Linked DNA regions of Homo sapiens: region 2 is linked to region 1. Evidence: chromatin contacts called from ENCODE Hi-C data. All regions are on one chromosome and are shown on one strand. The core of a region is the stretch at or near the end of the contact, and the rest is flanking DNA. Distances in the headings are between cores, read along the strand shown. Region 1 holds the start of NDC1 (NDC1 transmembrane nucleoporin). Region 2 holds the start of JUN (Jun proto-oncogene, AP-1 transcription factor subunit).

The links. A loop is a pair of places that touch in the nucleus more often than their neighbours do. Pooled maps may share reads with other maps.
Region 2: a map of naive thymus-derived CD4-positive, alpha-beta T cell shows a loop between it and region 1 (18-fold over the local background). The contact joins the promoter of JUN here to the promoter of NDC1 in region 1. A Hi-C loop is called at or near these places in 1 of 168 maps with a recorded cell type or tissue (naive thymus-derived CD4-positive, alpha-beta T cell), 1 of 37 single-sample maps with no recorded cell type and 4 of 50 pooled maps.

Annotation. Positions count from the first base shown.
Region 1 is chr1:53,836,824-53,843,973 of GRCh38, reverse strand. It overlaps NDC1 (NDC1 transmembrane nucleoporin), which reads left to right and starts at 5,678. Exons shown (of 18, transcript NM_018087.5): 1 at 5,678-5,769. The coding sequence starts at 5,713. It also overlaps the pseudogene RPL37P7. RefSeq lists an enhancer at 5,205-5,684 and a silencer at 5,795-5,924.
Region 2 is chr1:58,781,447-58,787,669 of GRCh38, reverse strand. JUN (Jun proto-oncogene, AP-1 transcription factor subunit) reads left to right here and starts at 3,623. Exons shown (of 1, transcript NM_002228.4): 1 at 3,623-6,223. The coding sequence starts at 4,600. The coding sequence ends at 5,595. JUN-DT (JUN divergent transcript) reads right to left here and starts at 2,519. Exons shown (of 2, transcript NR_108106.1): 1 at 2,365-2,519. RefSeq lists enhancers at 2,432-3,177, 3,404-3,663, 3,178-3,925, 5,334-5,513 and silencers at 5,184-5,263, 5,651-5,826.

The DNA of each region.
Region 1 (7,150 bases), core at 4,429-6,928:
ACAACAACAACAACAACAACAAAACAGTGCAGAACAGTGCACACTACTATCCCCCTTTTTACAGTTGAGAAAACTGAAGCACTAAGAGGTTGAGTTACTTGCTCAAGCTAACCACCCTGCCATGAAGCACGGAGCCAGGACTCATCCCCATTTGTCTGACTCTAAAGCCTTTACCTATTGCCTCGCATATGTATTTACGTGAAAAGCCTTTGATCCTGCCTCTTCCTCATATCCTTGGAAATGAGGCACTACGGAGCCTTACCTTCACCCACAGATTTTATTTTACTGTCTCTGTGTCACAGGCAGAGGGTTAAGTCAGTCTTTTTAACAAACTAGGCAGAAAAAAACTTTTAAAAAACCTTTAAAAAAAACTAGGAGAAAAAACATTAGAAAGCGTAGATTACACACTGTGCAATATGATGTGAGTTTCCCCTCCTGGATCTCCTTCTCTCTGCATCAGCCTTTACTTTGAGATTTCACCCCGAAGAAGCAGGCAGCAGAGGACAGCCCACCAAACTGCCAACCAGGAGTGCAGCCAGGCTCCAGAGAGGGGGCATCAAAGGAAGAAGGAGGAGCCTGACTTTTCTTTCCACGTTGCTATGCCTTTTGAATTCTTCCCAGAGGCTTGGAGTTTGGCAATAAAATAATAATAATAATAGATAGTTCAGAGTTATTCTGGGATTTGTGTTCTCCACACCCCACAGGTAAATATCATCTATATGTCTTAAATTTATTTTTTGTTTGACTCACCACAAAAATACTGTTGTACAAGAGACTTTGTATGTCCAAGGAGCTGTCTTTCAAAGTGAATGTCTTTTATTTTGTCTTTGCAAATAGCTAATCACATTTTATTTTATTTTATTTTATTTTAAGATAGAGTTTCACTCTTGTTGTCCAGGCTGGAGTGCAATCTTGGCTCACTGAAACCTCTGCCTCCCGGGTTCAAGCAATTCTTCTGCCTCAGCCTCCCGAGTAGCCAGGATTACAGGCATGCGCCACCATGCCTGGCTAATTTTGTATTTTTAGTAGAGATGGGGTTTCTCCATATTGGTCAGGATGGTCTTGAACTCTCGACCTCAGGTTATCCGCCCACCTCAGCCTCCCAAAGTGCTGGGATTACAGGCATGAGCCACTGTGCCTGGCCAGCTCATCACATTTTATCATGAGTTAGCAGCCTTTCTCTTGGAAGGACTGAATTTGAAACAGGTTACAGATTGGGAGAAAGAAGGGTTGTTTGCTACCACCACCCTTTATATTTTTTAGGCTATAAAGTATTAAAGGCTATGCAACAAGTGAAAATTTTGTAGTAAAAACTTCGGGAAAATGACAACTCATTTAAAAATATTAGGGCAATTTAAAAACAGAAAGGAATTCTCACATCCTTGTGTGTTGTTGGGCGAGACAGTGATGGTTTAAAATGAGATTCCAGAGTCTTCAGGGACTCCCATTATTCATATGTTAGATCTTCTTTGCCTATTTTCTCTATTTGTCACTTAAAATTGTTTTTGTTTCTTTATTCCTTTTTTGATTATAAAAGTTCTTCGTTTGTTATGACATTACTGTTGTGTTTCTTTGCTCTTCTAATTCAACTTCCATTTTATAATAATTGTTTAAATTTTGATTTCTTTCCTGAGTTCTATCACATAATTTCTGAGTTTTTCTAATACTAACTGGTATTGTTCTTCATGTCTTGTATCATTTTTTTTTTTTTAATTTTTAAAAACCAGAACTTTTTTTTTTTTTGAGACAGAGTCTCACTCTGTCACCCAGGCTGGAGTGCAGTGGCGCAATCTTGGCTCACTGCAACCTCTGCCTCCCAGATTCAAGTAATTCTGCTACCTTAGCCTCCCAAGTAACTGGGATTACAGGCTCCCACCACCATGCCCAGCTAATTTTTGTATTTTTAGTAGAGATGGGGTTTCACCATGTTGGCGAGGTTGTTCTTGAACTCCTGACCTCAAATGATCCACCTGCCTCAGCCTCCCAAAGTGCTAGGATTACAGGCATGAGCCACCACGCCCGGCCAACCAGAACATTTATTGGGTGACTAACCATCAAAATTCTTTTTTTTCCTTTTATTTATTTATTTATTTTTTGAGACAGAGTTTTACTCTTGTTGCCCAGGCTGGAGTGAAATTCTTAAGATGAACTGGATGCTGCAACAGCTGCCGTCTTAGGTCTAGGTGTTGTTCCTTCACGGAATCCCTGCCTGAATCTGTGGTATACACTTTTTAGGTGCCTCATTTGACTAGTCCTGGTGGTATTTCATCTTTCAGCATTGGTACTCCAGTGTTACTTCCTCTTGTGCTTGGCAAGGTGGCACATGTGCCACAGGTTGACTACTGAAGGGCATAGGCCTTAGGGGCACAGCAGCAGCACAACATGTGTGTCTTACTGCAATGCTTTCCAAACGATGGTGTTCCCTTTGTGGCTGAGACCAAAGAGGTCTTGTATCATTTAAAAAATTTATTCTATTTCAAATAATTAGTTTATAGCTTTCTTTTTCTTTTCTTTTCTTTTTTTTGAGATGCAGTCTCACTCTGTCTCCAGGCTAGAGTGCAGTGGCACGATCTCAGCTCACTGCAACCTCCACCTCCCTCGTTCAAGCTATTCTCCTGCCTCAGCTTCCTGAGTAGCTGGGACTACAGGCATGTGCCACCATGCCCAGCTAATTTTTGTATTTTTAGTAGAGACGGGGTTTCACCATGTTGGCCAGGATGTTCTCAATCTCCTGACCTTGTGATCCGCCCACCTTGGCCTCCCAAAGTAATTCAAACGGATTACAGGTGTGAGCCACCACACTCGGCCAGGTTATGGCTTTCAAAGGCTCAGAGAGCAACTTTGGATAGTTGCAGGCACTTCTGGGTGGTGCTTTCAGCAGCTACAGGGTGCTCAAATCAACAGAGTGGTTCTAACAGCAGCAGGGGCACCACCCTCAGCAGCTCAGCATTCAGTGTTGTCTCATGGCTCTAAATGGAAGCAGTAGCTTCCTGGTATTTGGGCAGTAACTCCATTCTGCTCTTAGCTACTACAGCCCCGTTCTTTCTTTCCTATGCTTTTTTAGCCTCTCCAACAACTTTGTTATCAATTCCCTGCATTAAATCCCCCTTTGATATAGGTATCAAAAGTTTTTGTCCTGAAGAAACACTGTCCAATATAGTTAATTTCTTCCACTCATTCATTATTCATTAAATAAAAATTCATTTATTACTTACTAATGTAATGGGTACTTTGGAAGCGATGATAAACAAGACAAAGTCCCTGCTCTTGTGAAGTCTGTATATTAGTGAGAAGTCAGACAATAAGAAGTAAACAAACAAGATGATTTAAGACTGTGATAGGTGCTATAAAAACAGAAGCAGAGGCTGGATGCGATGGCTGATGCCTGTAATCCCAGCACTTTGGGAGGCTGAGGCAGGCAGATCACCTGAGGTCAGGAGTTTGAGACCAGCCTGGCCAACATGGCAAAACCCCGTCTCTACTAAAAAATACAAAAATTAGCCAGCATGGTAGTATGCGCCTGTAATCCCAGCTACTCAAGAGGCTGAGGCAGGAGAATCACTTGAACCCGAGAGGCGGAGGTTGCAGTGAGCTGAGATCATGCCACTGCACTCCAGCCTGGGCAAAGGAGTGAGACTCTGTCTCAAAAAAAAAAAAAAATAGATGTGGCTTAAACAATAAATAATTGTCTCTCTTGTGTAAATGAAATTAGGAGGTAAAGGCAGGTAGCCTAGAACTGATATGGTTGCCATAAATAATCAAGTCTCCTTTAGGCTCAGTACTTCATTTTCCCTACAGTGTGACCCCCTTTCTGTGGTCCAGTATGGTGCTAGAGCTGCAGCCAACACATCCCAAATCCAGGCAGCTGAATGGAGGATGGGATTAAGAAGAGGCAAAGACCATCATGCAGTAGCTCCCTTTTAAGGGGGTTTCTAGGAAGCTACCATGCAATACTTTGATTATATTTTATTGGCCTGAACTCAGTCAGCTGGCCATACCTAGCTGCAAAAGAGGCTGGGAAATATAACTATATGCCCAGTTAAAAAACTGGGAGTTCAATTATTATGAAAGAAGGGGAGAATAGATATTGAGGCAGACAACGAGTAGTCTCTACCACAAGAACCTTAGAACCTGAGGTGTCTTTATGAACACGCATTTGGACTGATTTTTTTTTTTTTTGGACAGGGTCTCACTCTATGGCCCAGTCTGGAGTGTGATGGCGCCATCACTGCTCACTTCAGCCTGAACCTCCCAGGTTCAAGCAATTCTCCTGCCTCAGTCTATGGAGTAGCTTGGACTACAGGTGTGCACCACTACACCCGGCTAATTTAAAAAAAAGTTTGTTGTTGTTGTTGTTGTTGTTTTTGTGGAGATGAGGTCTCACTATGTTGCCCAGGCTGGTCTCAAACTCCTGGCTTGTGATCCTCCTGCCTTGGCCTCCCAAAGTGCTGGGATTACAGGTGTGAGCCACTGTGCCTGGCCTGGACTAATTCTTTACAAGTTTTCTCCACCACCGGATAGATCTCTTCACGGCAGAGACTTGATCTATCAGTTGTATTCCCAGTTTGTCCTACAGTGCTTTAGACATGATTGATAGTAACATGATTTTGGAAGTGAATAGGATATAATCTTAAAGCATTCAGGAAGCCATTGTTAGCAAACGTTGCAGAGCAGTAGGTGTGATCTCAATTCCTCTCACCAGCCTATGCATTTCCTTAGTCAGTAAATCACTGAATCTATTTCTGTCTTGAGTATTGCATGTTGACTGTGGCATGTGATTGAGCATAAAAAGGCGTTAGCGATATGCATCCAGAGATCTCACTGAGGTCTAAAGCACTGAGAAGACTTCATTAGGTGAAACTTGGGTTGGTGAAACACCTTTTTTCTTACTGGCAGTATATTAATGATAACATTTGTATAGCATATTATTTACATCCTCACAACATCACCAGGATATTTTTATTTTCATCCTTATCTTACTGTTGAAGAAATGGAGGCTCAGAGAAGATAAAAATATTCAATTTAGCAAGTGGCAGATCTGGAAGTAGAAACCAGATTTTATGAAACCAAAGGCATCTCTAGAGAATTTTTTTTTTATTTCAGTAAAATTACTGCGTACCTATTGTGGAGAAGACCACCACATCCTTTGGTTTCACTTTTAGGTGACTTATAAAGTAATAGGGAGAAATGAGGGCAGATCATTTTGCTAGCTCTAACTGAAGAATTCCAGTCAATCAATACTGTGGCTGTTATCGGCTTTATAAAAGACTACTATTCCCAGCATGCCTCAAGGCACCTCCAGGAAGACCTTGACTCCCAGCATTCTGTACTTTGGAACTCCGAGTCCCAGAATGCAACATTCCTCCTACTTCCTCTCAGGGGGCCGTCGAGACTACAGTTCCCAGCATGCAGCGCCGCCACCTGCTTCTGGCGCCCCGCTGGACCCTGCTTCGAAGGGACCGTTTGGTCGCCAGAGGGCGGTTCCTGGAGTTACAGCCGCGTTTGCGGGACGTGTCTGCGCGGCAGTCCTGGCCTGTTGAGCTTGTCCAGACGAAGCCTCGCAGGGATGGGTTGGAGCCTGGGCCGGGCTTCGCTCAGGCAGCGTTTGAGGCAGACCCAGCAGGGTCCTCCTGGGGCCTTCCTGCCTTTGAACTGCGGTGGCGGGCGGGCGCACGGTCTCCTGTACGCCCTAGACTAGGGGCCGCCATCTCCATGGCCACGGCCGTGAGCCGGCCCTGCGCCGGCAGGTCGCGGGACATACTGTGGCGCGTGAGTGCGGCGTGCACTGTGGCACGCACTGCCAGGGTCGGGCCGGGCGGGCAAGCTCTGATCGCGCGTGCGCGCTGGGCGGGGGAGGGCCGGTCCCGGGGCAGCGTGGAGAGAACGCGTGGGGAAGGCACCACTTGGGGGACTGATTGCAGGGTTGTGGGAAGTCCTGAGTGGAAGTTGGTTACGGGGTAGGAGAGGGGTCCTGAGTGGAAGGAAGCTGGTCAGAGTGGGACGGATGGACTGAATGGAAATTGGAATAGGGAGTGAGGCGGAGTTTTACGCAAGGGTACCGTATCCAGTAGGTGCAAAATAAATAACTTAATTTGTTTCGTTAAGAAGTGGGAAGGAATGCACGGAATTGGAAAGAAATGTGGCATTAGTAGAGGCTGGGGTTAGGGTCCAGTAAGCAGGGCAGGTGTTCTTTGTAAGGTAGAATGGGACTGAGCTGAGTGGAATAGTACTTCCTCCTTAAAGTTACGGAATTAACAGTACTACATCGCTTCTCTGGAGTGCAAAGAGAAAGAGGAGAAAGATCCCTTTTGGAAAAGTGCTTCTATCCCAGTGCACTGCCATCTCCCCTGTATTCCAAACTAAAAACTTTTGGGTCCGTAAGTCTTATCTTTTTTTTTTTTTGAGCCGGAGGCTCGCTCCCTGTTGCCCAGGCTGCAGTGCAATGGCGCGTTGTCGGCTCACTGCAACCCCCGCCTCCAGGGTTCAAGGAGTTCTGCCTCAGCTTCCCGAGGAGCGGGGATTATAGATACGCACCACTACGCCCAGCTAATTTTTGTATTTTTAGTAGAGATGGGGTTTCACCATGTTGGTCAGGCCGGTCTTGAACTCCTGACCTCAAGTGAGTCATCCGCCTCGGTCTCCCAAAGTGCTGAGATTACAGGCGTGAGCCACCGTGCCTGGCCTCTAAAATTTTTTTAAAAATTATTTTTATAATAGAGATACGATATCTTCTCCAGCCTGGTCTTGAGCTCCTGGGCTCAACTAGTCCTCCTGCCTCAGCCGCCTAACTATTTGGGACATCAGGTGCATGCCATCGTGCCTGGTGTATGTTTAGCATGCATGAGTACTTCATTCCTTTTTGTGGCTGAATAATCCACTGTATGGACATACCACATATTTTGTTTATCCATTCATCAGTATGTGGGTATTTGGGTTGTTGCCACCTTTGGCACTTGTGAGCCACCGCACTTGGCTGACAGTGTCTTCTGAAGCAAAAAAGTTTTAAATATTGCTGATGTCCAATTTATCTATATTTTTCTTTTGTTGCTTATGCTTTTGGTGTCATATCTAAGAAACCATTGCCAAATCCAAGATCATGAAGGTTTACTCCTATGTTTTCTTCCAAGAGTTTTATAGTTTTAGCTCTTAC
Region 2 (6,223 bases), core at 2,374-4,873, 4.9 Mb before region 1:
CAACTGGACAAAATGGCTCTGGGAAAAGGAAGAAAGGTCTAACTCTCCCATCAAAACCCAATAAGCCCAAAGTGCTCAAAATCAAGTGAAGAGCAAGAGAGTGAGACGGCAAAAGAGAGACAGAGGAGTCAACAGGCAGGAGAGCAGGAAAGCAAAGAGATATGGCAAACCAAAGAAGTATGTCTGGAAAAGAACTTTGTGGCTATTGTCACATGGAACACCTCATATCAGATAGATAAGAAGCCTACCTACACATATTCAAGACTTAATGTCACTCTGCATCTCCCCAACTTTTAAAAGCTTATTTAAAAGCATATTTTCCAATGCCTGCTTTAGCTGTGGAAAAGGAAGACTCTCCGAGGGCAAATCCAGGAGTCATGGAAAACAATGGGCAGGGCAGCTTGGTGCTGTGACTGGATGGGTCTTTAAGGTTGTTTCCCTTGAATAAAGAATGAGGGAATTCCACCAGGGGAAGGAGAGTAGACCAAACATTTGGTGAACAGAAAGGGAGACAGAGTCTTTAGTGTTATTCCCCAAATATTCCTGGAGAGCCCTTTGAGACACCTGGTAGGATTATAGTGATCTAAAGAGGCATGGCCATGTGACTGCTTTGGCCAATGATGTATGGGCAGAAGTGATGTGTGCCATAAGTGGATGCTCTGACAGCCATGATGTTCCGAGTTCCTTCCCCACAGTCAGGATAGCTGTGAAAAGGGGTATCAACACGAGGCCTCCTTCAGCCTGAGCCCTTTAGTGACTACAATGAGCAGAGCTACCCTGCCAACCTACAACGGTCATGTAGCAGAAATGACCAACTTTCACTGGAATAAGCCACTGATATGTTAGGGTTGTTTGTTAGGGCAGCATAACACTGCCTTTCCTGACAGAACTGGGAGTGAGAGATAAGGCTGGAGAGAGAAGGAGTTGGATTGTGAAAAGCCCCTTCTCCAAGGCATAGGAATCGGAACTCTCCTGATTGTAAGGAAAAGCCAATGAAGGCTTCCAAGCAGGGGCGTTAACATGAACAGATTTGTTATTTTTTTGGATGAAATATGCTATTTCTCAACATAAGGAGAAGATCAGCCTACTAAACCACATGAGGCAGAGAGGAACACACAGAACCTTAGGCAAAAGATATATATTTATGCAAAGTCCTAAGTCTTGAAATTTCTAAATACAAGAGCTCTGAACGGAGTTACAGTCAGAGGATCAGGCAAGAAAATTTCTTCTATGCCACAAGCGCTATTTCCTCTGCAGATAACTAATACTCCACAAGAAAGTTTGCCAGAGTAGAGAAAATACAAAGGAATGTAACACAGACCTGAGGTCAATTTCCAGCTGCCTGTGTGACCTCAACAAAGATACTTAACCTCTCTGGGCCTATTTCCTCACATGTTAAATCTGGATAATAATATATGTCTCTCAAGACAGTTGTGGGGAGAAAACAGCGTATTTAAATTGCTTAGGAGAATGCCTGGCAGATAATAAGTGTTTAATACATGAAACTGATTTTTATTACTGTTATTAAAAAATATTTAGAACACCAACTCCCTGAATACAACAGAAAATGATTCAGGGCAACAGACAGAGGAGAATGTTCTCTCCTTGAGGAAGCAACTGGATCTTGTCATCACTGTATACCTACCTACCCCACCCCCTCCCCAGCTCAGTGCCTGGCTCACAGTAGGCTTTCAGTTACCCTCTGCAGATCAGTGAAAGCTAGGTGAGTGCCCGGAGTGAAGAAAAGTTGGCAGGTTTCCCACTGATACCAGCTGCTGTTGGTTTCTGAACACTCAAAGCCGCAAATACCTTAGGGCTGGGGGCAATGAACCCAAGGCTGAATTCCAAGTTCAGAAGCAGCGAAGTCTGAATTTAGAACCTAGGAACTTAAACTGCTGCAGGTCCAACTTCAAGCCCCAGTTTTAGACAGAGGCTTGGGAAAGATCTGACTTCTAACCCGGTTCCCCCTCCCCTCCTCCCCTCGATGCTTCTCACAGGAAAGTACACCTGGTCCTGCCAAATCGCACTCTTATATCCTGGCATCCTATCCAGGCTCTGCGAGGATGGAAACTGCGAGGCAGGGGAGGGAAGCGGGCTGTTTGGCCACCACCTCCCTAGTGCTGCAGGCGACCCTGTCACACTAACTCCTGGCAGCCCAGTGAGGTGGACGGCACCGGCCCCACCTGCAGATGAGGGAAATGAAGCTCGGAGGAGTTCCGTGATTTGCTTGCTTCACACTGTGGTAGCCTGGCCACGAAAGAACCAGGATTCCCGACTTCGGGATTCTTTCCACCACACACTTTCGTCCCTAAGGGGTGGGGGGCGGGGGGAGAATAAAATAACCGCGGAAAAGGAACCACTTACATGTGTCTAGCGCTTCCTAGAGGCTACCCAGGATATGCGCCCACCACCCGGCCGGGAGTGCAGAGATTTGAAGTCCAGGTTCTACCCCGGGCTCCGAGTACTACTGCGTGACTTTATGCGAGTGTCCGCCGCCTTCTGGGCTTGTTTTCCCGGAAGCAACTCGGCGCGGATGGAGTGTGTGTGTGCGCGCGCGCGCGCGTTATGTTGTGCGTGTTGTGTTAAGCGTGTGCGTGTTGTCCGGGGGCGGGAGGGGGAGTAGACTAACACCGGGGTTCCCCGAGTTTCGGATCGCCTACACGCTTGTTCCCATCTGGACCCTGTTACCCACCAATTGCGCCCACTATAAAAACTGCCCCTCCGAGGCAAAGCTGTGAACCCCCGCGCCCTTTCCCCCACGGTCCCGGAGGATGAAGTGGGGTGCAACGGAGACTCAGCTGAGCGTCCAGTTTCGGGCAATACAAATCTCTCGGCTTCTACGAGCAGCCAGACGACCCCGCGGACCGTCGCTCCTGAACTTGACCGAGATGCAAACTTCGGAGTGTTCTCAACGTGGGGGGCCGACTCTCGGGAGACCGCCCCTAAACTTAAGTCCCCTTAGGCTCGCCCCCACCTGGGACTTCACAGAGCCACCTTAAGGGCGGTATTCCCGCCCCCCCGGAAGTGCGGGGGGGTGGCAGCGTACTTGGATTCTCAGCCTCCAGCCCCGCGCGGTGGCGGCCGCCGGTGGATGACTTCGGGCCCCACAAGTGGGGAAACAACAACCACCCCTCGCCCGCACCCCTGGCCCAAAACAACTGGCCAGGTTCCCTGGCCTCCCGGGTCCCTGCATCCCCCGCATCCCCGTCCGCAGCCGTGAACTTGAGCCCCCCTCCATCAGAGGTTGCGAGCGTCCGCCCGCTCGCGGCAGCCACCGTCACTAGACAGTCAAACCCCAAGACGTCAGCCCACAATGCACCGGGCGGGCCGGGAAAAACGGCCCGGGGAGGGGACCGGGGAAGAGAGGGCCGAGAGGCGTGCGGCAGGGGGGAGGGTAGGAGAAAGAAGGGCCCGACTGTAGGAGGGCAGCGGAGCATTACCTCATCCCGTGAGCCTCCGCGGGCCCAGAGAAGAATCTTCTAGGGTGGAGTCTCCATGGTGACGGGCGGGCCCGCCCCCCTGAGAGCGACGCGAGCCAATGGGAAGGCCTTGGGGTGACATCATGGGCTATTTTTAGGGGTTGACTGGTAGCAGATAAGTGTTGAGCTCGGGCTGGATAAGGGCTCAGAGTTGCACTGAGTGTGGCTGAAGCAGCGAGGCGGGAGTGGAGGTGCGCGGAGTCAGGCAGACAGACAGACACAGCCAGCCAGCCAGGTCGGCAGTATAGTCCGAACTGCAAATCTTATTTTCTTTTCACCTTCTCTCTAACTGCCCAGAGCTAGCGCCTGTGGCTCCCGGGCTGGTGTTTCGGGAGTGTCCAGAGAGCCTGGTCTCCAGCCGCCCCCGGGAGGAGAGCCCTGCTGCCCAGGCGCTGTTGACAGCGGCGGAAAGCAGCGGTACCCACGCGCCCGCCGGGGGAAGTCGGCGAGCGGCTGCAGCAGCAAAGAACTTTCCCGGCTGGGAGGACCGGAGACAAGTGGCAGAGTCCCGGAGCCAACTTTTGCAAGCCTTTCCTGCGTCTTAGGCTTCTCCACGGCGGTAAAGACCAGAAGGCGGCGGAGAGCCACGCAAGAGAAGAAGGACGTGCGCTCAGCTTCGCTCGCACCGGTTGTTGAACTTGGGCGAGCGCGAGCCGCGGCTGCCGGGCGCCCCCTCCCCCTAGCAGCGGAGGAGGGGACAAGTCGTCGGAGTCCGGGCGGCCAAGACCCGCCGCCGGCCGGCCACTGCAGGGTCCGCACTGATCCGCTCCGCGGGGAGAGCCGCTGCTCTGGGAAGTGAGTTCGCCTGCGGACTCCGAGGAACCGCTGCGCACGAAGAGCGCTCAGTGAGTGACCGCGACTTTTCAAAGCCGGGTAGCGCGCGCGAGTCGACAAGTAAGAGTGCGGGAGGCATCTTAATTAACCCTGCGCTCCCTGGAGCGAGCTGGTGAGGAGGGCGCAGCGGGGACGACAGCCAGCGGGTGCGTGCGCTCTTAGAGAAACTTTCCCTGTCAAAGGCTCCGGGGGGCGCGGGTGTCCCCCGCTTGCCACAGCCCTGTTGCGGCCCCGAAACTTGTGCGCGCAGCCCAAACTAACCTCACGTGAAGTGACGGACTGTTCTATGACTGCAAAGATGGAAACGACCTTCTATGACGATGCCCTCAACGCCTCGTTCCTCCCGTCCGAGAGCGGACCTTATGGCTACAGTAACCCCAAGATCCTGAAACAGAGCATGACCCTGAACCTGGCCGACCCAGTGGGGAGCCTGAAGCCGCACCTCCGCGCCAAGAACTCGGACCTCCTCACCTCGCCCGACGTGGGGCTGCTCAAGCTGGCGTCGCCCGAGCTGGAGCGCCTGATAATCCAGTCCAGCAACGGGCACATCACCACCACGCCGACCCCCACCCAGTTCCTGTGCCCCAAGAACGTGACAGATGAGCAGGAGGGCTTCGCCGAGGGCTTCGTGCGCGCCCTGGCCGAACTGCACAGCCAGAACACGCTGCCCAGCGTCACGTCGGCGGCGCAGCCGGTCAACGGGGCAGGCATGGTGGCTCCCGCGGTAGCCTCGGTGGCAGGGGGCAGCGGCAGCGGCGGCTTCAGCGCCAGCCTGCACAGCGAGCCGCCGGTCTACGCAAACCTCAGCAACTTCAACCCAGGCGCGCTGAGCAGCGGCGGCGGGGCGCCCTCCTACGGCGCGGCCGGCCTGGCCTTTCCCGCGCAACCCCAGCAGCAGCAGCAGCCGCCGCACCACCTGCCCCAGCAGATGCCCGTGCAGCACCCGCGGCTGCAGGCCCTGAAGGAGGAGCCTCAGACAGTGCCCGAGATGCCCGGCGAGACACCGCCCCTGTCCCCCATCGACATGGAGTCCCAGGAGCGGATCAAGGCGGAGAGGAAGCGCATGAGGAACCGCATCGCTGCCTCCAAGTGCCGAAAAAGGAAGCTGGAGAGAATCGCCCGGCTGGAGGAAAAAGTGAAAACCTTGAAAGCTCAGAACTCGGAGCTGGCGTCCACGGCCAACATGCTCAGGGAACAGGTGGCACAGCTTAAACAGAAAGTCATGAACCACGTTAACAGTGGGTGCCAACTCATGCTAACGCAGCAGTTGCAAACATTTTGAAGAGAGACCGTCGGGGGCTGAGGGGCAACGAAGAAAAAAAATAACACAGAGAGACAGACTTGAGAACTTGACAAGTTGCGACGGAGAGAAAAAAGAAGTGTCCGAGAACTAAAGCCAAGGGTATCCAAGTTGGACTGGGTTGCGTCCTGACGGCGCCCCCAGTGTGCACGAGTGGGAAGGACTTGGCGCGCCCTCCCTTGGCGTGGAGCCAGGGAGCGGCCGCCTGCGGGCTGCCCCGCTTTGCGGACGGGCTGTCCCCGCGCGAACGGAACGTTGGACTTTTCGTTAACATTGACCAAGAACTGCATGGACCTAACATTCGATCTCATTCAGTATTAAAGGGGGGAGGGGGAGGGGGTTACAAACTGCAATAGAGACTGTAGATTGCTTCTGTAGTACTCCTTAAGAACACAAAGCGGGGGGAGGGTTGGGGAGGGGCGGCAGGAGGGAGGTTTGTGAGAGCGAGGCTGAGCCTACAGATGAACTCTTTCTGGCCTGCCTTCGTTAACTGTGTATGTACATATATATATTTTTTAATTTGATGAAAGCTGATTACTGTCAATAAACAGCTTCATGCCTTTGTAAGTTATTTCTTGTTTGTTTGTTTGGGTATCCTGCCCAGTGTTGT